Regions from separate parts of the Homo sapiens genome. Here region 2 is linked to region 1. A link is an interaction called in ENCODE POLR2A ChIA-PET data of the cell type or tissue named here. Cell type or tissue: IMR-90. All regions are shown on one strand. Links, peaks and the distances in the headings refer to the core of each region. The heading gives the core; the rest is flanking DNA. Region 1 overlaps AKIRIN1 (akirin 1). Region 2 has its middle 49 kb from the start of NDUFS5.

The links. Peaks named below come from ENCODE experiments on the same cell type or tissue, not always from the same donor. Only the 100,000 strongest peaks of a DNase experiment are listed, where the experiment ranks them.
Region 2: POLR2A ChIA-PET joins it to region 1 with 6 read pairs; 6 of 35 experiments call an interaction of 5 or more read pairs at or near these places.

Annotation. Positions count from the first base shown.
Region 1 is chr1:38,996,183-39,004,516 of GRCh38, reverse strand. AKIRIN1 (akirin 1) reads right to left here. Exons shown (of 5, transcript NM_024595.3): 2 at 6,206-6,346; 3 at 3,411-3,545; 4 at 1,099-1,170; 5 at 1-472. The coding sequence ends at 462. Among named protein-coding and RNA genes, the nearest start is that of AKIRIN1, 9.1 kb to the right of the region's middle. RefSeq lists enhancers at 2,266-2,435, 3,303-4,208 and a silencer at 2,686-2,980. In IMR-90, for the core only: no CTCF peak of the experiment used is centred there; no DNase peak of the experiment used is centred there; H3K27ac peaks cover 550 bases.
Region 2 is chr1:39,071,337-39,079,670 of GRCh38, reverse strand. No RefSeq gene overlaps it. Among named protein-coding and RNA genes, the nearest start is that of NDUFS5, 49 kb to the right of the region's middle. In IMR-90, for the core only: no CTCF peak of the experiment used is centred there; a DNase peak (open chromatin) is centred at 3,400.

The DNA.
Region 1 (8,334 bases), core at 196-8,195:
AAATGTTTTTTTACCATAATTGTCGTGCACCAAATTCACAGCCAGAATCCCCAAGATCAAAAAAAAATTTTTGCACAATACAAATAATAACTTAAAATACACATACACACATATACACACACTCTCACACGCACTTCTTACAGAACTGTGCTTGGGGAAACTCCATTTGTTGAATGCCACTGAAGGCATATTTTGCTAAACTGCTGCTCCAGGTATTTTTGTTTGGAAAATCTATCACAGTAGGGCACAGCTGTTTATTGGATGAGCAGAAAAGAAAGATATGCTTGTGGCAACCAGAAAGTTTTACGGTCTTTCAAGTTGTATAAAATGGACCTGCAGAAACGTTTAAGTGTTCTCAGGATGCAAAGTTGGAGCTGAAATGTGACATCAAACCAGTTGCAAAAAGTGTACAGCAGCCATCTCTTGAGGTCAAACCTGGTACCCAGATATGTGACAAAGCTTCATGACACATCTGTAAATTAAGAATAAAAAACAAAAAGGGTAAGAATACTAAAAACTGTAGTGTCATGCTTTAAAAATTTTCACTAACAGTAAATGTGAGAAATAGCATGAACGATGACTCACCACTTAAAAGATACTAAAGATCAAGAATTTAAGGAACCTGACTGAAATTCAGTTAGATATACAACTGTTAATATTTTATGCTTTGAATATCTGGTAGTTGCAAATTATTTAGAATAAGAAATCCTGACCACACTTGATAAACTAACTTAAGGAATCAACTTTCATAAATTAACAACTGAAACTATCTTTCTGGAGAAAAGACAGGTAACAAATTGGTGCTCAAGTCAGACTACCTAGATTTTAATCCTAGCTGAACCACTAGCTGTATAAGCTTGGGCAAATTATTTAACCTCTTTAAATGCTATCTTTACCAGTAAAATGGAGCTAATAATAGTACTCCCTCATAGGGTCACTGTGAGGCTTATATAAGCTTTGGTGTGGATTTAATACTCTTAGCATAGTGCTGGGCACATTTTACTTCACAGGGACTTTTTACTCTGAGGAGAGAAGTTTCAGTGTAGAAATTTTGCTCTTGAAACTTAGAAAATTCAAAGAAAATGTGGCAATACTTACAGCTTGTTGGCCTTGTCCCATACCGTCGCATAATCTGATCATGTGTGAATTTCACAAAAGATTCATATTGTTCTGTGAGAAGACAGTACATACTTATCCTCAGCAACTCTCCCTCAATTTTTAAGAATCAAGCGTCAGGATCACAAATAGCTTCCCAGTTTGAATTCTTCACCCTCTCAGGCCCTCTTTATAAAGGTCCTTGTATTAAAGTCCAGTGACCTTATATAAAGGTCACTGAGATCTGTTCCTCTTAGAACCCAGAGCCAAATCCTTGGCTTCTAGAATGGGTCACTGATGGTATATAATGGTATTTTCCTGATAACCTCTCCCCCGTGACATAACTCTATCTCCTATTAATAGCTCACTACCATAGCCAGGAAATTTCAGCCCATCTCCCATGGGACATGAATCTTTGAAACTCTTTCCTTGTTATAAATTTCAACACACATTGAGTGAAAAACATGAGTGGAAGAAGTGTGGGATGGCTAGAAAGCTAAGTGAAAATCTATACCATCTAACTGCAAACAGTTCCACAGAAGTACCACCTTTTAAGGGGAAACTGAGTAGAAAGGAAGAAGGTAGCCTGACATCTGTGAACAAAGAAGTGACTCAGAACCAGCTGACTGAAACAGTATTATGGTGGGAGTGGGAGAGGGAATGATATATTAGAGCTTCTTCTTTTTTTTTTTGAGATGGAGTCTCACTCTGTCACCCAGGCTGGAGTGCAGTGGCGCAACCTTGGCTCACTGCAACCTCTGCCTCCCCGATTCACGCCATTCTCCTGCCTCAGCCTCCCGAGTAGCTGGGACTACAGGTGCTCACCACCATGCCCGGCTAATTTTTTGTATTTTTAGTAGAGACGGGGTTTCACCGTGTTAGCCAGCATGGTCTCGATCTCCTGACCTTGTAATCTGCCCGCCTCGGCCTCCCAAAGTGCTGGGATTACAGGCGTGAGCCACTGCGCCCGGCCTAGACCTTCTTCTTATAATACATATTAAAGGATCAAAGTAGTTCTACTATAAAGGAACTCATTTAACTTTGCTTAACCCAACAGCTCCCAATGTAAAACAGATCTATTAATATTCTGAGGAACCACGTTGTATGGGTCACCAGACTAGGAAACAATAGTGTTACAGGAAAAAGTTGTGCTTCTTCACTCTCTGATGATTACACAGCAGCAAAGCATGAAAGCTGCCCATAAATTTCTTAATTACTCACACTGTCACCCTAAGCAACAGATCTTGACCTATATCCCATAGGGTACAGCTGAGGACTTTAATCAGAAAAGGAGTATGATGAGATTTGTGCTTGACATAGAGTACTGTGGTTTAATGTGGAATATTATCCACTTTCACTAAACAGGTACTATTTCCTATTTCTGATTCAGATCTCTTTCTTTCACAAAAGGCTTTAATTGTTGCCATCATTAATCACTATCTTTGTTCTAACCTGCCCTAGCCTTGCTTTTACTCTACTGTTCCTCCCAAATCACACCCAACTCGCCACATCCATAACTATGACTTCTTAACTAGGAAGTTTGAATATGTTACTGAACTCTTCCACAACACCTGTTGAGAGTTTAGTACAGTATCACAACCATCTGTTTACCAGCCAGCTAGCCCAAATGGCCTACTCAATGCCTTCATTGATATGGAAAATTCTTGCAAGAGCTTGGTTTGTTTCTTTTCAGAAATGCAAATGAAAAATCCCTCCCACTGGGCAAGGTGTGTAGCACTCCTGTAATGCCAGCACTCTGGGAAGCTGAGGTGGAGTACTTCTTGAGGCCTGGAGCTGGAGACTCCTAGAGCTGGGCTCACAGCAAAACCTTGCCTCTATTTAAAAAACAAAGTCTTGGCCAGGCGCGGTGGCTCACGCCTGTAATCCAAGCATTTTGGGAGGTCAAGGTGGGCGGATCACCTGAGGTCAGGAGTTTGAGACCAGCCTGACAAACATGGAGAAGCCCCCTCTCTGCTAAAAATACAAAAAAATTAGCCAGGCATGGTGGCGCATGCCTGTAATCCCAGCTACTCTGGAGGCTGAGGCAGGAGAATCGTTAGAACCTGGCAGGCGGAGGTTGTGGTGTCAGCCTGGAAAATAAGAGCAAAACTCTGTCCCAAAAAAAAAAAAAAAAAAAAGTCCTTCCATATAATGTATAAATGATGTGTTTACAATCACCAAAGAGTAACTTCCATACCCGCAACTCAATAAACTCCCTTGCATGAGGTCCTACTCTCTTTTTCTAAGTTATTTAACTGGTGTTAATTTTTAACTGAACCCTGTTAATGACAATGGCAGTCACTGCCTGGGCCTACCTGCTAGTTTGGTATTGAGGATTTGCTCATACTCCTCCCGAATTTTATCTTCATAGTCTTTTAAGAGGCGCTCACATATTATGCCAACTTGTCGGAGGGTAAATGTGGGCTGGTCCTTCTTCATCCATGAGGAACCTGGCCAAAAGAAAAAGTGAGTTTGGGCCAGGTGCGGTGGTTCACACCTATAATCCCAGCACTTTGGGAGGCCAAGGCAGGCGGATCATCTGAGGTGGAGACCAGCCTGACAACGTGGAGAAACCCAGTCTCTACTAAAAATACAAAATTAGCTGGGCGTGGTAGGGCATGCCCATTATCCCAGCTACTCGGGAGGCTGAGGCAGAAGAATTGCTTGAACCCGAGAGGTGGCGGTTGCAGTGAGTCAAGATTGTGCCACTGCACTCCAGCCTGGGCAACAAGAGTAAAACGCCATCTCAAAAAAAAAAGAAAAAAGAAAAAAAGGCCGGGCGCAGTGGCCATGCCTGTAATCCCAGCACTCTGGGAGGTCGAGGTGGGCGGATCACCTGAGGTTGGGAGTTCGGGACCAGCCTGACCAACATGGAGAAACCCCTGTCTCTACTTAAAATACAAAAAATTAGCTGGACGTGGTGATGGGCACCTGTAATTCCAGCTACTTGGGAGGCTGAGAAAGGAGAATCGCTTGAACCTGAGAGGCGGAGATTGCAGTGAGCCGAGATCACACAACTGCATGCACTCCAAACGGGGCAACAAGAGCAAAACGGACTCAAAAAAAAAAAAAAAAAGAAAAAGAAAAAAAAGGTTCTCCTAATCAGGTTCACTCACAGAAGATTTGAATTCAGTACAGAGATAAGTCACAGGGATAAGCTTCTACCAGCCTGGTTCTGGAGCTGGCAAGTGAACAAATCCCACAAGTGGCTTTCTGATCATGATAAAAGCAGCAGCCCTGGCCAGGCATGGTGGCTCTCGCCTGTAATCCCAGCACTTTGGAGGCCAAGACGGGTTGATCACTTGAGGTCAGGAGTTCGAGACCAGCCCGGCCAACATGGTGAAATCCCGCCTCTACTAAAAATACAAAAAAATAGCTGGGTATGCTGGTGGGCGCCTGTAGTCCCAGCTACTCGGGAGGCTGAGACAGAAGAATTGCTTGAACCTGGGAGGTGAAGGTTCCAGTGAGCTGAGATGACGCCACTGCACTCCAGCCTGGGCGACAGAGCAAATCTCAAGAAAAACCCAAAAAAACAAAAAACAAAAAACAAAAACAAAAAAACAAAACAAAACAAAAAAACATGGGCAGCAGCCCTGTTCTCAGGTGTTCCTCAAAGCTCAGGCTAAAATCTGTTTCTTTGGCCATTTGTTAGCCAGTAAGCCATTTAACACACTGAAACAATTTTTTGCTTAAACTAACTCAAGGATATTTTTTTCTCTACAAATAAAATCTAACCAAAACATCTCACTAGTCATTATTTGTAACTGTTTTGTTAACCATAACATATCCCATTACTTTAAAATTATATTACTGAAATCTCAAGAGAATAGTGCTAGTTGTAACCACTGACAGGTTTATCATGTATGTGCAAGAGCAATCAGAAAGGGTGCAGTTCCAGAGCCAGGAACTCTGGATTAAAAAATAATAATTTGTTGAGGTAAAAGTCACGTAACATAAAAGTAATCACTTTAAAGCAAACAAGTCAGTGGCATTTAGCATAATCAAAATGTTACACTACTACCACCACTTCTAGTTCCAGAACACTTCCATCACTACAAAAACTAAAACCCCTTACCCATCAAGCAATATCTCCTCATTCTCCCCTAACCCTAATTCCGGGCAAACCCCAGTTTATATTTTGTAAGGAGACATTTTTTAACCAAGGTAACTTTTAACCTTTAGAACTGTTAAGTAGAATACTTTGTGAGGAAATAAGACTCTTCTACTGTTAAAGGAGACAGATTTCACCACCACTGGAGATGGTCAAACACTGGGCTGTTGAACCCCAACAGGAGGCAATATGGCAGGCAAAACTGAGTCACTACATGACCATGAAGACTGTCTCCAACCTTGAGATTCTATTTTTTAGCACATCCTCTTTGACCATTTGTCAATAATGAGCAGCCCCTGTTGAACAGAGCTTTCTGCAATTATGGAAATATCTCGTAACTGCATGTACAATACAACAGCCATATGTGGCTAATGAGTACCTGAAATGTGACTACTGAACCTGAGGAACAGAATTTTAAAAAAACTTTTTTTTTTTTTGAGACAGAGACTCACTCTGTCACCCAGGCTGGAGTACAATGGTGTCATCTCAGCTCACTGCAACCTCAGCCTCCCGAGTAGCTGGGATTACAGCTGCGAGCCACCATGCCTGGCTAATTTTTTTGTATTTTTAGTAGAGATGAGGTTTTGCCATGTTGGCCAGGCCGGTCTTGAACTCTTGACCTCAGGAGATCCGCCTGCCTCAGCCTCCCAAAGTGCTAGGATTACAGGCATGAGCCACCTCAGCCGGCCAAAATTTTATCTAATTTTAATTAGTTTAAAATTAAATAGCCCACATGTGGCTATTTATTGCACCCTGGCTACAATATTACACATTGCAGTTATACAGGAAGATATTCTTGTATTGGGTGGATGGAAGCACATCAAATCAATGTGAGGTTTCTTCCAATTTCATGACTGTATAGTTTTAAAAATATCTGTAAATATTAATACATCCCCGTTAGCAATTCTATTACATTAGAGGAGGCCAATTCTAGATTCATCATTATAAGTACCATTTACAAACTCTTAATGCGAATTTTGCAGATCAAAGTGGGCTTACCTGGAGAGCTAGGTGCTGTGAGTGCTGAGGAGTGAGGTTGACTTTCCGAAGCACAAGCTTCACTCTGATTAAGAACAACTTCTAAATGTCTCCACCTCTGATAACGACTATATTCTTGTTTTATGTTCTGAAAAATTTGCTCTAATAAAAAAGAAACAAACTTGAGCTTTCACTTTATTGTCTCATTTCTTCAAACTTTCTTCAGAAGTGGGAAGAGACAAAGATCTTCTGACTAGACTTTAGATACTCCCTTTGGCATGTAGGTCTCAATCTCCCCCTCCCCCGACATAAACAAGCAAAACGTTTATACCGTACCAAGCACTCCCCAGTGGCTTCAAAGACAGTATGTTCTTATTGCCACTATTTCAACAATGCATAAAAGAATAGCTACTTTGGCATAAACCAGACAGAGTTCCCTTTACTTGTTTTCCTGTGGCAAAGAACACAAGATCTGCAGTTAGCTGGATGGTTAACTAGTACAATTTACAGTAAAAGAAACCTCTGTTTACCTAACAGGGATTATTTTTTAATCTCCTTTAAATTTCGCAATTTCACAACCTAGGGTATTAAGGGGTGAGTCTCATACTGCCCAAGACCTTCTAACAAGGAAGCTCTTGTCCCATATGGGACTTTAAAAAAGCATCTTTGGAGCTGGAAGTGGTGGCTCCAAAGCTGGGTGTAATCCCAGCTACTCTGCAGGGGGAGGCGGGAGGATCCCTTGAGCCCAGGAGACTAGCCTGAACAACACAGCAAAATCTCGTCTCAAAAAAAAACCACAAGGGAGCCTGGGTGATTTATCTAAAAAACAAATCAAAATAAACTTTGGGAAAGGGGGCAGCAGAAACCATTATGTTTACAGTGTGGACATCGACCAAGGAAAGAACTGAGATTTAATGCCTAGAAGTGATGGTCAGGGCTTAGAAAATAATTTTCTGATCCTAAGAGGCAACTCAGTGTGTGGGGAGATTATAAGTCAAGGTAATCACAAAGCAAATTTGCTAACACTATTAAAGGGAGCCCAGGAAACACAAATTACTAACCACCTTGAAATACACTCCTAGAAACAACAAAGAATCTAAAAGGATGTGGTTTTCAAGTTCTTTGTTTGTACCTACTAATTTAAAAAAAGAGATACCTGTATCCATCTCAAACAACTCAAATTATTCTAGTGTATACTTTGCTATAACCACCTTTTTTTTTTTAATGGTGGGAGGTATTAACAATGCCACTTTGCTTCTTACTAGCTGTGTGACTATAACCTTGAGAAGTTATTCAGGATCTTTACTTCTTCAATGTAAACATTAAATACCTACCTGATAAGGTTGTAAAAATAAAAACTAAAGGTAACAATAATGTCATAACAAGTGACAGTACAGTCCAGGAACTGACATGAATTCAAGTGGTTCCACACATAGTCAAAGTCCCTAACTTTCAGCCTAAATACTAGAACAATGTAGGAGATGCTTTAAGAGTGTTATGGGCCAGCTGGGTATGGTGGCTTATGCCTGTAATCCCAGCACTTTGGGAGGCTGAGGCAGGCAGATCACAAGGTCATGAAATCGAGACTATCTTGGCTAACATGGTGAAACACCGTCTCTACTAAAAATAAAAAAATTTAGCCAGGCGTGGTGGCACGTGCCTGTAGTCCCAGCTACTCAGGAAGCTGAGGCAGGAGAATCTCTTGAACCGGGGAGGTGGAGGTTGCACTGAGCCGAGATTGTGCCACTGCACTCCAGCCTGGGAAACACAATCAAGACTCTGCCTCAAAAAAAAAATAGAAAAACAAAACAAAAAAACAAGAGTGCTATGGGCCAGGCACTGTGGCTCATGCCTGTAATCCAGCACTTTGGAAGGCCAAGGTGGGAGGATCACTTGAGGCCAGCCTGGGCAACATAACGAGACCCAGTATTAAAAAAAAGAAAAAAAGCCTGTACATGGTGGCTCACGCCTGTAATCCCAGCACTTTGGGAGGCCTAGGCAGGTGGATCACCTGAGGTTCGAGACCAGCCTGACCAACATGGCGAAACCATCTCTACTAAAAATACAAAAATTAGCTGGGCATGGTGGTGCGCACCTGTAATCCCAGCTACTTGGGAGGCTGAGGCAGGAGAATTGCTTCAACCCAGGAG
Region 2 (8,334 bases), core at 219-8,218, 75 kb before region 1:
GCAGCCAAGAAAGGTGTCAAAGTAACAGCAAAAGTAACCCAAGGACAGGTACCAGATGGGTGTGGATGGTTACGCTAGGAGGCTACTGTACTAGTCCCAGCCAAAGGTAATGAGGCTGTCAACTGGAGCAGGGACGATAGAGATGGGAAGGGATGTTTTCCACTCACTGAAACTTGCTAAGGTTCTGTGTTTGCAGGCACTGTTTCATATTAAGGGCAAGCAACCACCATTTACAAAACTCCTACTAAGTGCTAGGCAATGTCCTGGGCGTTTTGTGTATATTATCTCATTAAGTCTTCCCAAAAACCCTGTACAGTAGTTACCTTTATTATTCTCATTTTACAAATAAGGAAACAGAGACTTCAAGAGGTTAAATGACTTGCTGAAGTCCACAAAGCAAACTAGTGTTGGAGCTGGGGTTCTCATCCAAGCCTGTCTCCAAATCTCATGCTTTAACCACTGCTCTCTACTGTCTGAAGCGAAGGCAAAGAATCTAGGTCCTATGACTCAGCCAAGGGTTCTTTTCCTTAGACCACAGGTACCTCTGGGGCTTCCGGAGAAAGATCAGGAGACCACAGTTGTAACCTGCCTAAGTGCAGGTCCCTCTGTGGGATATCTTCTCCACAGAAGCCTGCAGAGGCCTCAGCACCAGAGAATTCTACAGCCTGATTCTAAAGTCCCTATGGGACAATAGAATACTATTCAGCCTTTAAAAAGAAGAAAATCCTGGCTGGGTGTGGTGGCTCACACCTGTAATCCCAACACTTTGGGAGGCCAAGGTGGGAGAATTGCTTGAGGCCAGGAGTTTGAGACCAGCCTGGGCAACATGGGGAGACCCCAACTGTACAAAAAAATAAAAAATAAAAATAAATTAGCTGGGCATAGTGGCTCCCACCTGTAGTCCTAACTACTCTGGAGGCTAAGACAAGAGGATCACTTGAGCCCAGGAGATTTTGAAGCTACAGTGCTACAGTGAGTTGTGATCAAGCCACTGTACTCCAGCCTGGGCAAGAGCAAGACACTGTCTCAAAAAAAAAAGAAAGAAAGAAAGAAAGAAAGAAAGAAATCCTGTCATTTGTGACAACATGGATTAACCTGGAGGACACTGTTAAGTGAAATAAGCCAGGCACAGAAAGATAAATACTGCCTAATCTCACTTACATGTGGAACCTAAAAATATTGAGCTCATAGAGGCAGAGAGTAGGCCGGGTGCGGTGTCTCAGACCTGTAATCCCAGCACTTTGGGTGGCAGAGATGGGCAGATCACCTGAGTTCAGGGGTTCGAGACCAGCCTGGTCAACATGGTGAAACCCCGTCTCTACTAAAAATACAAAAATTAGCTGGGTGTGGTGGCACACACCTGTAATCCCAGCTACTCAGTAGGCTGAGGCAGGAGAATCGCTTGAACCCGGGAGGCGGAGGTTGCAGTGAGCTGAGATCATGCCACTGCACTCCAGCCTGGGCGACAGAGCAAGACTCCATCTCAAAAAAAAAAAAAAATTAGCTGGGTGTGGTGGCATGTGCCTGTAATCCCAGCTACTCAGGAGGCTGACGCAGGAGAATCGCTTGAACCTGGGAGGCGGAGGTTGCAGTGAGCTGAGACCGTGCCACTGCACTCCAGCCTGGGCAACAAAGCGAGACTCCATCTCAAAAAAGGAAACAAACAAATAAATTTTAAAAATATGCCGGGCACGGTGGCTCATGCCTGTAATCCCAGCACTTTGGGAAGCCAAGGTGGGCTGATCACCTGAGGTCAGGAGTTCAAGACCAGCCTGACCAACATGGAGAAACCCCATGTCTACTAAAAATACAAAATTAGCCAGGCATGGTGGCGCATGCCTGTAATCCCAGCTACCCGGGAGGCTGAGGCAGGAGAATCGCTTGAACTGGGGAGGTGGAGGTTGCGGCGAGCCGAGATCGCGCAATTGCACTCCAGCCTGGGCAACAAGAGCTAAACTCTGCCTCAAAAAAATAAAAAATAAAATTTAAAAAATAAAAATAAAAAAGATCCTGTGAGGGGGGCTAGAAGGCACTAAGGCATGAAGCTGAAGAATCATTTTCAACTTAGAAATGAGTGTCGCTGGGCGCAGTGACTCACGCCTGTAATCCCAGCAGTTTGGGAGGCCGAGGCGGGCAGATCACCTGAGATCAGGAGTTTGAGACCAGCCTGGCCAACATGGTGAAACCCCATCTCTACTGAAAATACAAAAATTAGCTGGGGGGTGGTGGGTGCCTGTAATCCCAGCTACTCGGGAGGCTGAGGCAGGAGAATCGCTTGAACTCACTGCAGAGGTTGCAGTGAGCTGAGATTGCGCCATTGCACTCCAGCCTGGGCGACGAGCGAAACTCTGTCTTAGAAAATAAATAAATAAATAAATGAGTGTCAAGTCACAGTGGCTGATGCCTGTAATTCCACTGCTTTGTGAGGCTGAGGTGAGATGATCACTTGAGGCCTCCAGGAGCTTGAGACCACCTTGGGCAACACAGCAAGACCCTGTCTACAAATAAGAATAAGAAGAGGAAGAGGAAGAAAGAAGAAGAAGGAGAAGAAGAGAAGTAAGTGCCACAGTCCTTCCCTGGTGAGAGGGGAAGATGAATACCAAGGGAAGCCAAGCTGCATGCACAGGAAGAGTGTGGGGGGCCTGGGTGTGAAATTGAACCTCCACAGGGCCAGGTCCTGTGGGCAGGGTCTCAGCAGCCAGGGCCAGCTGGGAGGGCTCACGGAGGCTGTGCAGTCACCTGGGAAGCCAGAAGGCCCAGCTGCCCGGCTGAGAGGGCACCTAAGAAGTTCTCCTCTCCAACCTCAATGCCCTTCCCAAATCTGACCACCAGTCCTGTCCTAAATTATTCATGCTGTGAGTGGAGCTTCTGGAAGCTTCTGGATGTTGGACTTAGGACATTCAGCTGTGTCTTTCCAGGGCTGTTTCTCCAGCTCCAACAGTGCTACCCTGGGACTGAGCTGCTGGGGAGATTCGCCAAGCTTTTCGCCACTGGCAGCTGGCCAGTAACCTTGAGCTACTGGGCTTCGGTTCATTTCAGCAATCTTTTATTGAGGAATGCTATGTCCTGGGGAGAGTTCTGGGTTCTGTCGGGAACACAGAAGTGACTCCAATCAGGTCCTTGTCCTTGAGGATTCACAGGATGGTAGAGGTGCAGGCACTTAAAAATTATTTCCGTCCACAACATCCCACAGGTCTGATGAGTGCTCCCCACCACTCTATCTCATTTCAACTGCAGGCCACTACTCATTCCCTCCAGAAGCAAGTGGCCTTGGAACTTCATACGCCAAATGCCTGATAAGGTCCTCTTTGGGGCCTGAAGGGGCAACTTTTCACAAAAAGAACAACATCTAGCTTTGTACTGGTGATTCAAAAACGAATCAGACATGCCGGGCCAGGTGACTCATGCCTGTAATCCCAGCACTTTAGGAGTCCAAGGCAGGCGGATGAGGAGGTCAGGCGGATGAGGAGGTCAGGCGGATGAGGAGGTCAGGAGTTCGAGAACAGCCTGCCTAACATGGTGAAACCCCGTCTGTACAAAAAATACAAAAATGAGCCAGGCTTGCTGGCTCATGCCTGTAATCCCAGCACTTTGGGAGGCCGAGGCGGGCGGATCACGAGGCCAGGAGATCGAGACCATCCTGGCTAACAAGGTGAAACCCCGTCTCTACTAAAAATACAAAAAATTAGCCGGGCGTGGTGGCGGGTGCCTGTAGTCCCAGCTACTAGGGAGGCTGAGGCAGGAGAATGGCGTGAACCCAGGAGGCAGAGCTTGCAGTGAGCAGAGATCACGCCACTGCACTCCAGCCTGGGCGACAGTGTGAGACTCTGCCTCAAAAAAACAAAACAAAAATGAAAAAACATTAAACAAGGTAAGAAGAACCAGAAAATAAAAATACATGTAAAGAAAGTTATAAAAAGGTATTTTCCTGTGTGTGTGGCAAGAAAGCTTAAAGAGAAATAATTTTATATGAGGAAAAATATGGTAAATTTTAGTCCTAAAATAAAATGACTGGTTGTTTGAGAAGGCGGGATGAGCTGGGCGCGGTGGCTCACACCTGTAATCCCAGCACTTTGGGAGGCCGAGGCAGGTTGATCACCTGAGGTCAGGAGTTTGAGACCAGCCTGTCCAAAATGGTGAAACGCCATCTCTACTAAAAATACAAAAATTAGCCGTGCGTGGTGGCACATGCCTGTAATTCCAGCTACTTGGAGGCTGAGGCAGAAGAATCGCTTGAACCTGGGTGGTGGAGGTTGCAGTGAGCTGAGATCGTACCACTGCACTCCAGCCTGGGTGACACAGCAGTATTCCATCTCAAAAAAAAAAAAAAAGAAGAAGATGGGATGTTCAGGACAAACCAGAAAGACCAAATATTATTATTATGTTTTGGTTTGCTTAGGAAAAAAAACTTAGATAAAATAAAAAATTTTTAATATTAAGGTTATTACATCCATGTGTCTTCCTGTATGTACTTTTAAAGTCCTTGTGACAGGCCAGGCATGGTGGCTCATGCCTGCAATCCCAGCACTTTGGGAGGCTGAGGAAGGTGGATCACCTGAGGTCAAGAGTTCGAGACTAGCCTGGCCAACCTGGTGAAACCCCGTCTCTACTAAAAATACAAAAATTAGCCGGGCGTGGTGGTGGGCGCCTGTAATCCCAGCTACTCGGGAGGCTGAAGCAGGATAATCGCTTGAACCCAGGAGGCAGAGGTTGCAGTGAGCCAAGATTGTGCCACTGCACTCCAGCCTGGGTTACAGGAGCGAAACTCCATCTTAAAAAAAAAAGTCCTTGTGACATTGAATTAAAGGGCTTTGACTCCTGTATCTAAAAAGGACACCAAGTCCTGCTGAATCTTAAGCACTGACAGCAATTAAAGCCTTATCTTCCCCGGGAACGGTGGCTCACGCCTGTAATCTCAGCACTTTGGGAGGCCAAGGCAGGCAGATCACCTGAGGTCGGGAGTTTGAGACAAGCCTGACCAACATGGAGAAACCTCGTCTCTACTGAAAATACAAAATTAGCCGGGCGTGGTGTGACATGCCTGTAATCCCAGCTACTCAGGAGACTGAGGCAGGATAATCACTTGAACCCAGGAGGCGGAGGTTGCAGTGAGCAGAGATCTCGTCATTGCAATCCAGCCTGGGCAGCAAGAGGGAAACTCTGTCTCAAAAAAAAAAAAAGGCCTCAGCTTCAGGCCCTGTAGAAGATGCCCATCAAAATAAACTGCATTTTTGAGACACAGGGCCAGAAATTAAAGCTATTTCAACTCCTCAAGGCCCAGGGAGAAGTGATTGTAAGATTGTAAGGGTTAATTTTGAAAGATAAAATAAGTTCAGTTTCTCTATAAATCCTTAATGTCAAAAGGCATACTAATGCAAGACCAGCATATGGGCCCCTGTGTCAGATTAACAAAGTTTTCTTTTTTTTTTTTTTTTTGAGACGGAGTCTCACTCTGTCTCCCAGGCTGGAGTGCAGTGGCGCTATCTCAGCTCACTGCAAGCTCCGCCTCCTAGGTTCACACCATTCTCCTGCCTCAGGCTCCGGAGTAGCTGGGATTACAAGCGCCCGCCACCACGCCCGGATAATTTTTTTGTATTTTCAGTAAAGACGGGGTTTCACTGTGTTAGCCAGCATGGTCTTGATTTCCTGACCTTGTGATCCGCCCGCCTCCGCCTTCCAAAGTGCTAGGATTACAGGCGTGAGCCACCGCGCCCGGCCCAGATTAACAAGGTTTTCTTGAAGCATTAACCAACTCCTTAATAAAGGTTATAAAAGGATTATGGAAGCTATATCTTATGGTCAAGATTAAAATTTAATAGAATGTTTATAAGATTTTGAAAAACAAATTTAATTGGCTTCACGCTGTTTTTATTAGCGCTTATTGTTTGGAAAATTAAGTCTCCTCTCTTAAAGAATAAAGATTCTTGGCTTTTTTTGAAATCCATGAGTTATCACTTTGGTTAAATGAATGACTTATTTTACAATGACCTGTGTTTCTATTTTGTGATATCAAGTGTTTAAAACCTTTGATATTTGACAAACTTCTCAAAATCAAATGATGAATTATGTCTTTTTCTGACCTAAATAAATCCTTTAAGACATTAGGTTCCCTAAAGTCCAAAAAATAACATAATTTGACTTATTTGGTACAAAATTTATACAGGAAGCATTGTCAAATATGAAATGGTATTGGTTTTTCTTTGGGCTGTATTTGTACAAATATGTTATTGGCATGTGTTCCAAAATTATGGGAAGCTCCTATAATTCTGATATAACTTAGTGTATATTATCAGTAATAATCATAATTGTTATGTTAAAATTATTGTGTGCCACAGAGGTAACAAATTTCCTTTTTCTTTTTTCTTTTTGAGATGGAGTCTTGCTCTGTCGCCAGGCTGGAGCTCAATGGCATGATCTTGGCTCGCTTCAACCTCCGCCTCTCAGGTTCAAGTGATTCTCCTGCCTCAGCCTCCCAAGGAGCTAAGACTACAGGTCCACGACACCAGGCCCAGCTAATTTTTTTTTTTTTAGATGGAGTCTCGCTCTGTCGCCCAGGCTAGAGTGCCGTGGCGCGATCTCGGCTCACTGCCAGCTGGGCCTCCTGGGTTCACGTCATTCTCCTGCCTCAGCCTCTCGAGTAGCTGGGACTACAGGTGCCCGCCACCACACCCAGCTAATTTTTTTTTATTTTTAGTAGAGATGGGGTTTCACTGTGTTAGCCAGGATGGTCTTGATCTCCTGACCTCGCGATCCACCCGCCTCGGCCTCCCAAAGTGCTAGGATTACAGGTGTGAGCCACCACGCCCAGCCAGGCCCAGCTAATTTTTGTATTTTTAGTACAGATGGGGTTTCACCATGTTTGCAGGATGGCTCAAACTCTTGACCTCATGATCTGCCTGCCTTGGCCTCCCAAAGTGCTGGGATTACAGGTGTGAGACACCACGACCGGCCTTTTTTTGTTGTTTTTTTCTTTTTTTTGAGATGGAGTCTTGCTCTGTCACCTAGGCTGGAGTGTGGTGGCGCGATCTCGGCTCACTGCAACCTCCACTTCTTGGGTTCAAGCAATTTTCCTGCCTCAGCCTCCTGAGTAGCTGGGATTACAGGCATGTGCCACCACACCCAGCTAATTTTGTATTTTTAGTGGAGAGGGGGTTTCTCCATGTTGGTCAGGCTGGTCTTGAACTCCCAACCTCAGGTGATCCACCAGCCTCAGCCTCCCAAAATGCTGGGATTAGAGGTGTGAGCCACTGCACCCAGCCTATTTTTTGTATTTTTTTAGTAGAGACGGGGTTTCACCATGCTGAACAGGCTGATCTTGAACTCCTGTCATCCTCCTGCCTTGGCCTCCCAAAGTGCTGGGATTACAGATGTGAGCCACTGCACCTGGCCAATTTTTGTATTTTTAGTAGAGATGGGGTTTCACCATGTTGTCCAGGCTGGTCTCGAACTCCTGACCTCAGGTGACCCACCTGCCTTGGCTTCCCACAGTGCTGGGATTACAGGTTTGAGCCACCTCCCCATCCCCCAACAAATTTCCTTTTCAATTGTGTTTTTGACTATGGCTGTCCTAGAACTTTTTGTCATCCACAGACAATTGTCTTGTTTTGGTTCTCTTTAGAAGGTGGCTTTATAATCAAAAACTCTTAACAGGTGCTCCTGGATGCAGGCTTCTGATAACTTTGGAGATTGTGACATCAGAATAGAGGAAAAACTTTCAGGACTCATGGAGAGCTAAAATGTTGATGAGTATCAAGCAGAACAGAAATTAACTGCATGGACTGAACTAATCTTTTGACTTTTGACTTAAAATGTTGCTGATCCTTTGTTTTGTTTTTCAGAGTCTTAAAACTTTTTTCTTGAGCTATTGATAGGTTTTAACAATTTAGTATACTCCCATGAACAAAATTTGGAGAATATTTGTTTCTCTCTACCTGATTTCTCCAGAATTTAGAAAGTATTTGTGAGTATTCTTAACTTATGGCAATACAGTTATTTGCATAAATGCAATAAGAATCTGTTTTCATTTGTAACAGGACACTATTGGAGAAACTGGTTATTTTAACCAAGGCTTTGACTGGAATGGTCTGCTTTCCTTTAAGGAATAAAACTTGACTTATGGACCCAATAAAGCCGTTGGAAAAACTGGCCTCATATTTTGTGTACACAGTTCATGTACAGGGTTTCTGACCTGTGGTAAGTAAAGAGTGTCACTTTCTAACAGGCACAGAAGCCCCAGGTTCATCTTGGAACCTCAAGGGGAGAGAAAATTCACCCAACTCATAGATATTTGATGGCACAAATCCATGGCCAGTATCAGCTTTAAAAAAAGTCTTA